Linked DNA regions of Homo sapiens: region 1 is linked to region 2. A link is a loop called in an ENCODE intact Hi-C map of the cell type or tissue named here. Cell type or tissue: heart right ventricle. All regions are shown on one strand. Each heading gives the region's core, and the rest is flanking DNA. Links, peaks and the distances in the headings are about the cores only. Region 1 has its middle 22 kb from the start of NCOR2. Region 2 has its middle 140 kb from the start of SCARB1.

What was found. Peaks named below come from ENCODE experiments on the same cell type or tissue, not always from the same donor. Only the 100,000 strongest peaks of a DNase experiment are listed, where the experiment ranks them.
Region 1: a loop joins it to region 2, with 1.9 times the contacts of the local background. A loop is called at or near these places in 3 of 110 quality-filtered maps.

The regions. Positions count from the first base shown.
Region 1 is chr12:124,586,764-124,592,141 of GRCh38, forward strand. No RefSeq gene overlaps it. Among named protein-coding and RNA genes, the nearest start is that of NCOR2, 22 kb to the left of the region's middle. In heart right ventricle, for the core only: no CTCF peak of the experiment used is centred there; a DNase peak (open chromatin) is centred at 2,398; H3K27ac peaks cover 2,199 bases.
Region 2 is chr12:124,717,405-124,722,782 of GRCh38, forward strand. No RefSeq gene overlaps it. Among named protein-coding and RNA genes, the nearest start is that of SCARB1, 140 kb to the right of the region's middle. In heart right ventricle, for the core only: a CTCF peak has its summit at 2,851; a DNase peak (open chromatin) is centred at 3,477; H3K27ac peaks cover 2,040 bases.

The DNA of each region.
Region 1 (5,378 bases), core at 192-5,191, 130 kb before region 2:
GGCTTCAGGAATGACTGGAATCGGGACGCTGCCTATCCCGTCATTCTTGTCATGCCTATTTTTGGTGGTTGGAATCGCATGAGCAGCAAACACCTGTTGTTGATTTTGCAGGAGAGGCATGGAGAGCAGGTGCAGCAGAGAGAGCACTGTTTGCTTAGAGATGATTTCATAGAGCGCTGGATGGAAAGAAATCTGTCCTCAGTTGCTGGGGTGGCCTCTTGACACCCCCGCTCTTCGCAACAGCCTGGAGAAGACCCCACCCCGTCTCAGCAAATATGAGGCGTGTCTATCCTGCCACTCTCCACCCCAGGAGCAGGCATTGGTAATCCATCCCATCACTCTTGTCCACTGATTCCAGATAAAGCCTTTAATTCTTTGCAACAGAGTGTCGAAGGCAATAGATGCCAAAGGTTGAAGCTATTACGGTTTTGTTTTGTTTTTTTCTGAGACAGGGTCTCACTCTGTTGTCCAGGCTGGAGTACAGTGGCACCATCTCAGCTCACTGCAACCTCTGCCTCCTGGGCTCAAGCAATTCTCCTGCCTCAGCCTCCCAAGTAACTGAGACTACGGGCATGTGCCACCACCGCTGGCTAATTTTTATGTTTTTAGTAGAGACAGGGTTTTGCTATGTTGCCCAGGCTGGTTTTGAACTCTTGGACTCAAGCAATCCTCCCTCCTCAGCCTCCCCAGGTGCTGGGATTACAGGTGTGAGCCGCCACACCCAGAAGCAGCTAGTAATTGATGACACTTGCTTTACATTCCAGACCTAGATGTCTTCCCCTGCCTTCATTGGGAGGGTGCTGAGCCACGGGTTCCACCTCTGCCAAAGGCACACCTAGGAGACTCCTCATGTCCAGCTGAGAAGAGGGGGACACCTCCTGTCTGAGACTGCAGCTCACACTGCTGCATGCTTCCTGGACACCATCTCTCTGACCTTGGTCGCATCTGCCTAGCCTGCAGCTACGTTCTCTGACCTCCAGCTCTTCCTCTTTCTCCCCTCGGTAATACCAAAGTCTCAAGAACACAGCCCTCACTTCTAGACAGAAAGGCCTCACCAGGACCCACCTGTGTGGCCCAGGTGTGACCTCATGTACAAACACATCTCCCAAAATCACCATCTCGTCATCATGGATCCTAGTACTATCCATGAGTTAACTCTCATTTCTGTGTTAATCGGGGGTGCAGCACATTTTGGTGCAGATTCATTGTGGCTTTGGGGTGCCATTTGGGACTCTCCCCCATGCACAATGTGTGCCTATCTCATCAAATTAAATTAGGCTTGTTTTGGCCTGGCCAGTGTCCATTCCTTCTTTTCCGGATAATAGCATCTCAGTTTTCCATGGGGAACATTTCCTCTCCCACACACTAAATGAAATCATATCTGACATGACTTGTATGGAGGATATGACCCAACCCAGCAGAAACATAGTGACTGGCTCAAGGGTGGCCATAAGATCCAGCTGGGCTGATCAGAGTTGGCCCGGACAACTGAGCTATCAGTCATGAGGTGACCCCTTTCTGCTGTTACCAAAGTGATAAGAGGTCATCTAAGAGCTGTTGGGACCATCTTTCCTCCATTTGAGGAAATCCAGCCCTAGAATGAAGCCAACACCAGGAAAAGCAGATCCAACGTACAACAGGATACAGGTTCCCAATGATGTCATTTAAGCGCCTGGATCCAGCCATGCCTGAAACCATAAACTGCCAGACATTTCTACTTAAGACTATTTGAATTGGATTCATTTCCCCTGCCACCAAAAGATGCTTGGTTAATACAAGTTATTAAGATAAGTCTGAGCAGCCTACAAATAGGCAAACAATTATTAGGGGAAATTACCTAAGACATGTGGGATAGGAGTAATATTGCTGGATAATGCAGATGCTAGCAACACAAGGCAAATAATTGAAGAATTGATCACAGTTCCCACTCTAAAGATACTGAAACCACAATCCTACTTCTCTTTCAGGAGGGCAGGGTCCTAAGTGGCCATCTGGTCTACCAGGGTGGTCTCCCCATGAAAACAGGAAATTGACATTAGTCGGCATGGGGTAGTTTAGTGAACCTGTGTTAGCTTCTCGTGATAAGCATATTTTCTTCTAAACAGCCACAAGCCATCTGTGTAATGCTCTGTTCCAGAATTCTGCGAAGATCTCTTGCTGTCAGACATACCCCATCTGGGGTTTCCAGGATCCATATCATTTTCCCTTTTGGAAAATTGGGGCCCTTGCCCATCTTCAGGCTTTACTTACTTTCCAGCAATTTCTCCTGGGTCCTCTTTCACTGTCTCCTGGCCAACCATGAATTCAATTCTCTCTTTAGAACGTCTCTTCCTCCCGTGGGATTGGAAAGAACATTTGTCCTCAGCGGCAAAGGCAGGGCTTCATCAAAGACGAGTGACTCAGTGCTTTTCCTGCTGTCTGGCCACATGATCCACATGCCCGCAAAGGGGACGTGTCTTGAACATGTCATGATTTCCCCTGAATTTCTTATGTTATTCTTTTAAAATTCACCTGGGGAACTTACTCCTTTTTTTTTTTTTTTTTTTGAGACAGTGGCTCTCTCAGTCACCCAGGCTGGTGTGCAGTGCAGTGGTGCCATCCTAGCTCACTGCAGCCTTGACCTTCTGGGTTTCGAGTGATCCTCCCACCTCAGCCTCCCAAATAACTGGGACCACAGCACCTGCTACCATACCTGGCTCATTTTAAATTTTTTTTTGTAGAGACAGGGTCTCACTATGATGCCCAGGCTGGTCTGCAATCCTTGGGCTCAAGTGAACCTCCCATCCTGGCCTCCCAAAGTGCTGGGATTACAACTGTGAGCCACTGCACCTGGCCCTTATTCCATTTTTAAGGTAATACATGCATATGATAAAATCAGCCCCAAGAGACCCAAACAATATACAATAAACAAAGTCTCCCTTCCTGATCTCCAGCTCCCAGTTCCCATCACCAAGGACAGCCATAGTCATCAATTTTTCCTTCCAGAGATATTTTGTGCATATAACGGGATACATGTATGTACATATATGTGTTTGTATGCATACATGTATGTACATATATGTGTTTGTATGCATACATGTACTGCCTTTTTGTGTGTACATGTGTGGTATAATACACATAACATAAAATTTATCATTAGTGACATCTAGTACATTCACAACCATTGCCATATCTAGTTTTAGAACTTTTTTTTTTGAGACAGTCTCGCTCTGTTGCCCGGGCTGGAGTGCAGTGGTGTGATCTTGGCTCACTGCAACCTCCACCTTCCGAGTTCAAGTGATTTTCGTGCCTCAGTCTCCCGAGCAGCTAGGACTACAGGCGAATGCCAGCGCACCAGGCTAATTTTTGTATTTTTTGTAGAGACGGGGTTTCACCATGTTGTCTAGCCTAGTCTCGATCTCCTGACCTCAAGCCATCCACCTGCCTCGGCCTCCCAAAGTGCTGGGATTACAGGCATAAGCCACTGCACCCCGGCCTAAAACATTTTCATTACTCAAGAAGGAAACCTGTACCCGTTACGCAGCATCTCCATGTCTCCCTCAGCCCCTCTCCAGCCCCCAGCAATCACCAGTCTACTTTCTGTCTCTATGGATTTGTCTATTCTGTACATTTTGTATAAATGGATTCATAGAATATTTGTTTTTCTATATGTGGCTTCCTTCGTTTAGCATAATATTTTCAAGGTTCATCTGTGTTGTAGCTTGCATCGGGGCTTCATTCCTTGTTATGGCTAAAAAATATCCCATCGTATGGATAGACCACACTTTGTTGACCCATTCATCTGTTGATGGACATTTGGGTTGTTCCCACCTTTTGGCTATTGTGAACAGTGTTGCTGTGAACATTTATGTGCAAGTATTTGTTTGAGTACCTGTGTTCAATTCTTCTGGGTATAGCCCTAGGAGCGGAATTGCTAGGTCGTGGGGTCATTCTGTGTTAACATTTTGAGGAGCCACCATGCTGTTTTCCACAGTGGCTGCACCATTTATATTCCTACCAGCAATGCACGAAGGTTGCAATTTCTCCGCATCCTCACCAACACTTGTTATTTTTTGTTTTTTCAAATTATTATTATAACCATCCTTCCTAATGGGTATGAAGTGGTATCTCATTGTAGTTCGATTTGCCTTTTCCTGACAACAAATGATATCTACCTTTTTTACACAAACGCAACCTACTATACACCCTATTTTACCTCTTGAATATTCACTAAGCAATCAGTATTGGAGCTCGTTCTACATCAGTTTATGTAGAATCCACATTTTTTTTTTGAGACCATTGTAGTCCCCTGGATGGATAGACCCTAACTCACCAGCCAGCCCCGGACTGATGGTGATGCAGCGTGCACCCGTCTTCTCGTCCCTCTCAATGCTGTAGTAACTATCTCTGTCTTTGTGCACATTCTGCTGATCTGCATTTCTTTCCAAAAGTCAAGGGCAGTCCCCTCTTTGATAATTTCCATCTGCCAGAGGCCTTCATCTCAGTCTCCGTGGTTGGCGATAAGAACACGGCCACCACCCCACACAACAAACATCCCTGACATTTCTTTATCTCTCTTCCTTTCCTTCCTTTCCTTCTCTTTCTTTCTTTCTCTCTCTCTTTCTTTCTTTCTTTCTTTCTTTCTTTCTTTCTTTCTTTCTTTCTTTCTCTTTCTTTCTTTCTCTCTCTCTCTCTTTCTGTCTTTCTCTCTTTCTTTTCTTGACTGAGTCTTGCTCTGTCGCCCAGGCTGGAGTACAGTGGGGTGATCTCACTCACTGCAGCCTCCACCTCCCAGGTTCAAGTGATTCTCCTGCCTCAGCCTCCTGAGTAGCTGGGATTACAGGCATCCACTGCCACACCCAGCTAATTTTTGTATTTTTAGTAGAGACGGTGCCCTGAAAAATCTCAGAGCAACTCAGCTGTGCCGCAGAGCAAGCCAGCACCAGCCCTGCCATACCCATGTTGGCCACGCTGGTCTCGAACTCCTGGCCTCAAGTGATCCACCGCCTCAGCCTCCCAAAGTGCTGGGATTACAGTATGAGCCACCGCACCCAGCCCATCCCTGACATTTCTGGGCCCTCACTCTCTTCCAGGCACTTAGGCTTCCTGCTTTATTCCATTCACTTCCCCAAATGATTCTTCGAGGTAACTTTTCTTCCCGTCTTTCAGGGAGCAGTCCCTTGGCCAAAGTTTCTCAGGGCTGGTGGGGGTGGCAGGATTCAGCCCTGGCTTCTGGCTTGGCCCGACTCCGAGGCCGTGTCCTCTGCCTCTGGACCCCGCTCTCTTGCTTGGGAATTTGGGGTGTCTGCATTCGGGTGACCCATCATTCCCACTTTGCCCAGGACTGAGGGTCTTCCCAGGATACAGAACCTCAATGCTAAATCCCGGGAAGTCCCAGG
Region 2 (5,378 bases), core at 246-5,245:
CCACTGGCCCCATGTGCACGGCGATTGGAGCTTTCCAGCTTTAAGGGCCTGCAACCATGACCAAGGCCTTAAACAGAGAAGACACGCCTCTGAAATAGAAAAGCCAATGGCAAAATCAAAATTGATAGGTGTCATGGAACACTAGGCAACCAAAAAAAGAATGAAACCATGTCCTCTGCAGGAACATGGATGGAGCTGGAGGCCATTATCCCTTGCAAACTAATGCAGGAATAGAAAACCAAATACTGCATGTTCTCACTTATAAGTGGGAGCTAAATGATGAGAACACATGGACACACAGAGGGGAACAACAGACACCGGGCCCTACCTGAAGATGGAGGACAGGAGGAGGGAGAGGAGCAGGAAAAATAACTAATGGGTACTAGGCTTAGTGCCCAGGTATTAAGTACTATGGTACTAAGTACCTTAGTATCTAGGTTGGTGCAAAAATAATTGTGGTTTTTGCACTGTTGAAATTTGCCATTTTGTATTGGAATACATTCTTAAATAAATGTGGTTTTTATATATCATTTTAATGCACGTTTCTAGCTTTTTTTTGGGTAATGACTTATTATTACTTGCTGTTTATATTTCTTTTAGACTATGGAAATGATGTTAGACAAAAAGCAAATTTGAGTGATTTTCTTACTCGAGTTCAAAATGGGTCATAAAGCAGCAGAGACAACACGCAACATCAACAACACGTTTAGCCCTGGAACTGCTAACGAACATACAGTACAGTGGTGTAATTACAATTACATCTGAGAAGTATGCTCAGCAGATCGATGAGACACATTGAAAACTGCAGCGCCTGCAGCTGGCATTGGCCAACAGAAAGGGCCCAATTCTTCTCCACGACAACGCCTGACTGCACGTCACACAACCAGCGCTTCAAAAGTTGAACTAATTGGGCTACGAAGTTTTGCCTCATCTGCCATATTCACTTGACCTCTCCCCAACCGACTACCACTTCTTCAAGCATCTCGACAACTTTTTGCAGGGAGAACGCTTCCACAACCAGCAGGATGCAGAAAGCGCTTTCCAAGAGTTCATCGAATCCCAAAGCACAGATTTTTACACTATAGGAATAAATGAACATTTCTTCTTGGCAAAAATGACTTGATTGTAATCGTTCTTATTTTGATTAATAAAGATGTATCTGAGCCTAGTTATAATGATTTAAAATTCATGGTCCAAAACCGCAATTACTTTTGCACCAGCCTGCAACCTGTACAACAAACCCCCATGACACAAGTCTACCTACGTAACAAACCTGCGCATGCGCCCCTGAACTTAAAATAAAAGTTAAAAAAAAAAAAAGACTAGAGAGGAGCCTATATTTCCACTGAAAGGAAGGAGAGGTTGGGGAATAGGAATAATTCTGCACAGGAACAAGAAAGCGAATGCAAGGAAATTTTCAGACCAGTCTCTTTGCCCGAGTCTTTAAAAGTTTTTGTTAGGGGTCATGAAGTTTGAAATGTGTCTTAAGGAGGGATGGATTACTTGGAATAAATTGCCTCTATGAGACAGTGTGATATGATGTGACATGAGGGACTGTGGAGTCACGTGGGGTGGGGGTGGGAGGAGGATGAGGATTAAAATCTACACACGGAGTACAGTGTACACAACTAGGGAGACGGGAGCACTAAAAGCTCAGACTTCACCACTGTACAATTCATCCATGTAATCAAAATCCACATGTACCCCAAAAGCTCCTGAAATTAAAAAGCAAATTCACAGGTGTCAACTTAGACAGCGACAGAACCTGACATTTTGTTGACAAGTTGACTGCAACGTAGAGCATCTCCTGGAGGATCTGCTTTTACGGCGTAGCGATGGCAGGGCTTCTGCTTCTGGAAGGTGGAGCAGGTGCATTCACGCCCTTCTCTGTCTTCCTCCAACAACATAAACTAAAAGCTGTAAGCATGGCAGATGCTTGATCCGCCCCTCCTCCCATGTGAGATGCTGCCTCGAGAGCTGCACAAAGACCCCTCTGTGAAGCCCCTTAGCGATCCCACAAGGAAAATAGCACGACCATCCTGTTCTACAGATGGGGCAACTTGAGGCTCAGAGAGGCCAGGCGACTTGCCCAGTGTCACACACAGTCTGCCATTGGTTGTAGAGTCAGGATGTGAACCCGAGTTTGTCTCACTCAGAGCCCGCACTCTGAGCTGCCTGCCTCTGCTTCTCGGATTCCAGCCTTGGTTTTGTGTGAGTCCCGGGCACACTGTAGGTGCTGAACTCATTGCTGAATGCACACATCCAGCAGATGTTTAGTGAGCGCCTACTGTGTGCCAGGCAGTGTTCTAGGCACTGTGGATACAGCAGGGAGCAAGACAGACAGCAACCTTGCCCCCATGATGCTGGTATTTAAGTAGCAGAAGAAAACATGCAATAAATATTGATACACACGCACTATGCTAGACACTGGTAAGTGCTAAGGTCAGAAAATGACGCGGGGGCAGTGGGGACGGGATGCAAGGGGGTGCAATATTAAGTGGAGTGGCAGGGAAGGCCTCGCTGAGAAAGGAGTCATTGCACCTGAAACAGGGAAGGTTACGAGCAATGGGGCATCTAGGGGAGAAGGAACAGGCAACACAGAGGTCTGGAGGCCGGACCACGCCTGTAGCAACTTTGAGGAACTGCAAGGAAGCCAGCATGGCTGATGCTAAGTGCGCAAAGAGGTCAGTGGTGGGAGATGAGGACACAGAGGACAGATGCTCCAGGAGGGCCAGAGTGTGTGCGGCTTTGAGGCCACAGAAGGACTTGGTGTTTACTCTGGGGGAAGTGGGAGCCACGGCAGGCGTTTGAGCAGAGAAGCAGCCTCCTCTGACTTGGGATTTAACAGGTTCCCTCTGGCTGCCGTGTGAGGAATAGCCTCAGTGGGGTTAGGGTGGCAGCTGGGAGACCAGGGACCTGGACTACTGCACCTGTCCAGGCGAGCAATGATGGCAGCTGGAACCTGGTTGGGGTGGGGAGAGGTGGAGGTGGTGAGAAGTCCGCAGATTCTGGATGTATTTGGAAGAGAAAAACAGCAGGATTTGCTGATGAGTCAGACACGGGCAGGAGAGAAAAAAAGCAGTCGGATGACTCTGAGGTGTTTAGTCCAGCAACAGGGAGATGAGGTTACCATTCCCAGAGAAGCAGGCAGTGGAGGAGCAGGCCTGAGGTCGATGTTAAACATGATGGTAAGTTCGAGATGCCCGTGAGCCATCTGCAACCCAAGCAGGTTTTTCTCTAAGGACACAGCAGCAGAAAATATAACACACTGTCTGGCTTGAGCTTCTGAAAATCCTCACTCCTCAGGTTTGTTCTCCTCCAGGGATAAAACCAGCCAACCAGATCTTTCGCTGCCATCTCTCCTGAGCATGGCGAGCCTCCAACTGGGTTGGCTTCAATCCTCGGGGAAGCTGGCGCCATAAATCACTCGGCGATGATCCCAGGGGCCTCTGAGGACATCTCCCGGTATGAGGCTCAGACAATAGAAGGGGATTTGGATGAGCTCACCCAGCGGCAGGCACATTAGATTTGCCATAAATTATTACAAGGTTAACAGGAAATCACACAGTGATCTCAGCTGAGCTGTGGAAGGAACAAGGGGAGGGTGCTGGGGGCCCTTACAGCGCCACATACTCAAAGCCATCACCCTGCTCTGCAGTCAGGGTGGTGTGTGTGTCCCAGAACAGATCATCAAACAGTCCTAGCATGAATGAGAAATGGGAAGGTTTTCTTGAGGACATCAGATGTCCTTGCTTAGCAGCTTAAAAGCTGTGTGTCCTTGAGCAAGTTACCTAACCTCTCTGGGCCTCGATTTTCTCATCTGAAAAATGTGGATAATACTTGTTCCTAACACAGCTGGTGAGGATAGCGATTTGCTCCAATTTCCCCCAAACATTTGCTCACTTTCCTCTTCTCTTTCCCAGCACACAAAGAATCGCATGTTCTCCAGCCCTTGAATTGAGGTGCAGTCACGTGTCTTGGTGCAGTGCGTGAAACCCGGATGGAACAGATATGTTTTAAGAGCCAGTGCGCAATTCACCATGATTCACTTCATTCACTTCCCTTCCTACAACTATTGCAGTTTGCCAAGAGTAGAGCGATCTGTGCCACCCATGAGGGACAACACATAAACTGTGATTATTGTTTGTTAAGCTGGAATTTGGGGGGTCATTTGTTAATGCAGCAAGACCTAATCTCTCCTGACTGAGGCCAGATTAAATGAGTTAATACATCTAAAATCCTTGGAGTACTGTCTGGCACATGGCAGCCACCACAGACTGTTAGCTTTTATTATTGTTTAAACAATCATAAAGACAAAATCAGCAAACCTGGACATGGAGTAGCAGATAGACTCCAGGGAGGCCCCAGTGGCCTCTGCCTCCTGGTGTTCATGCCCTTATTAATCTCCTCCCCTTGATTGTGGACTAGACCCACATGAGGCTTTCTTCTTGCAAAGGTGATGGAATGTCACTTGCAGGACCTACAATCATAGTGTCTGTCTTGCTAGGAGGCTCTCTCCCTTGCTGGCTCTGATGAAGTGAGTGGGTATGTGGGAAGAACCACATAACAGAGAACTGGGGGTGGCCGCCAGCCAATGACCAGCTAAGAATAGAGGGGGCAGCCTCTGGCCCAAAGCCAGCAAGAATCTGAGCCCTACAGCCCCACAGCGAGGGTAACCAACTCATTCCAGCCTGCCTGGGCTTTTTCAGCTTTAGCACTGGAGAGTCCCACATCCCTGGAAATTCCCTCCTGGTCTATCCAGGACTATCCTAGTTTTAGGGTTGAAAGGTTGGCATCCCTGGAGCCCCTCAGTCCTGAGCAAACTGGAATGGTCGGTGTATTCGATGGCTAGGACTGCCGTGACAAGTGCCACAGACTAGGCGGCTTACCGAACAGACGTTTATTTGCTCACAGTTCTAGAGGCTGGAAGCCCTGGATCAAGGCGTGGGCAGTGTTCTTTTCTTCTGAAGTCTCTCTCCTCGGCTTGCCGATGGCCATCTTCTCTCTGTGTCTTTACGTGGTCTTTCCTGTGTATGTCCTAATCTTATTTGATAGAATAGTCATAGCAGATTTGGGCCCACCCTAATAACTTTGTTTTAACTTAATTACTTCTTCAAAGACCTATTCCTAAATACAGTCACATTCTGAGGTACTGGGGCATAGGACTTCAACAAAGGAATTTTGGAGGGGGCACAGTTCGGCCCATAAGAACTGGTTCCCCTAATTGACAGCAACAAGAACCTGAATTCTGCTAGCAACCATGTGAGCTTGAAGCAGATCCTCCCTGGTCAAGCCTTCAGATGAGACCCAGTCCAGCTAACACTTTAATGGCAGCCTTGCAGAGGAACCAGCTAAGCCATGTGAGGCTCCTGACCCAC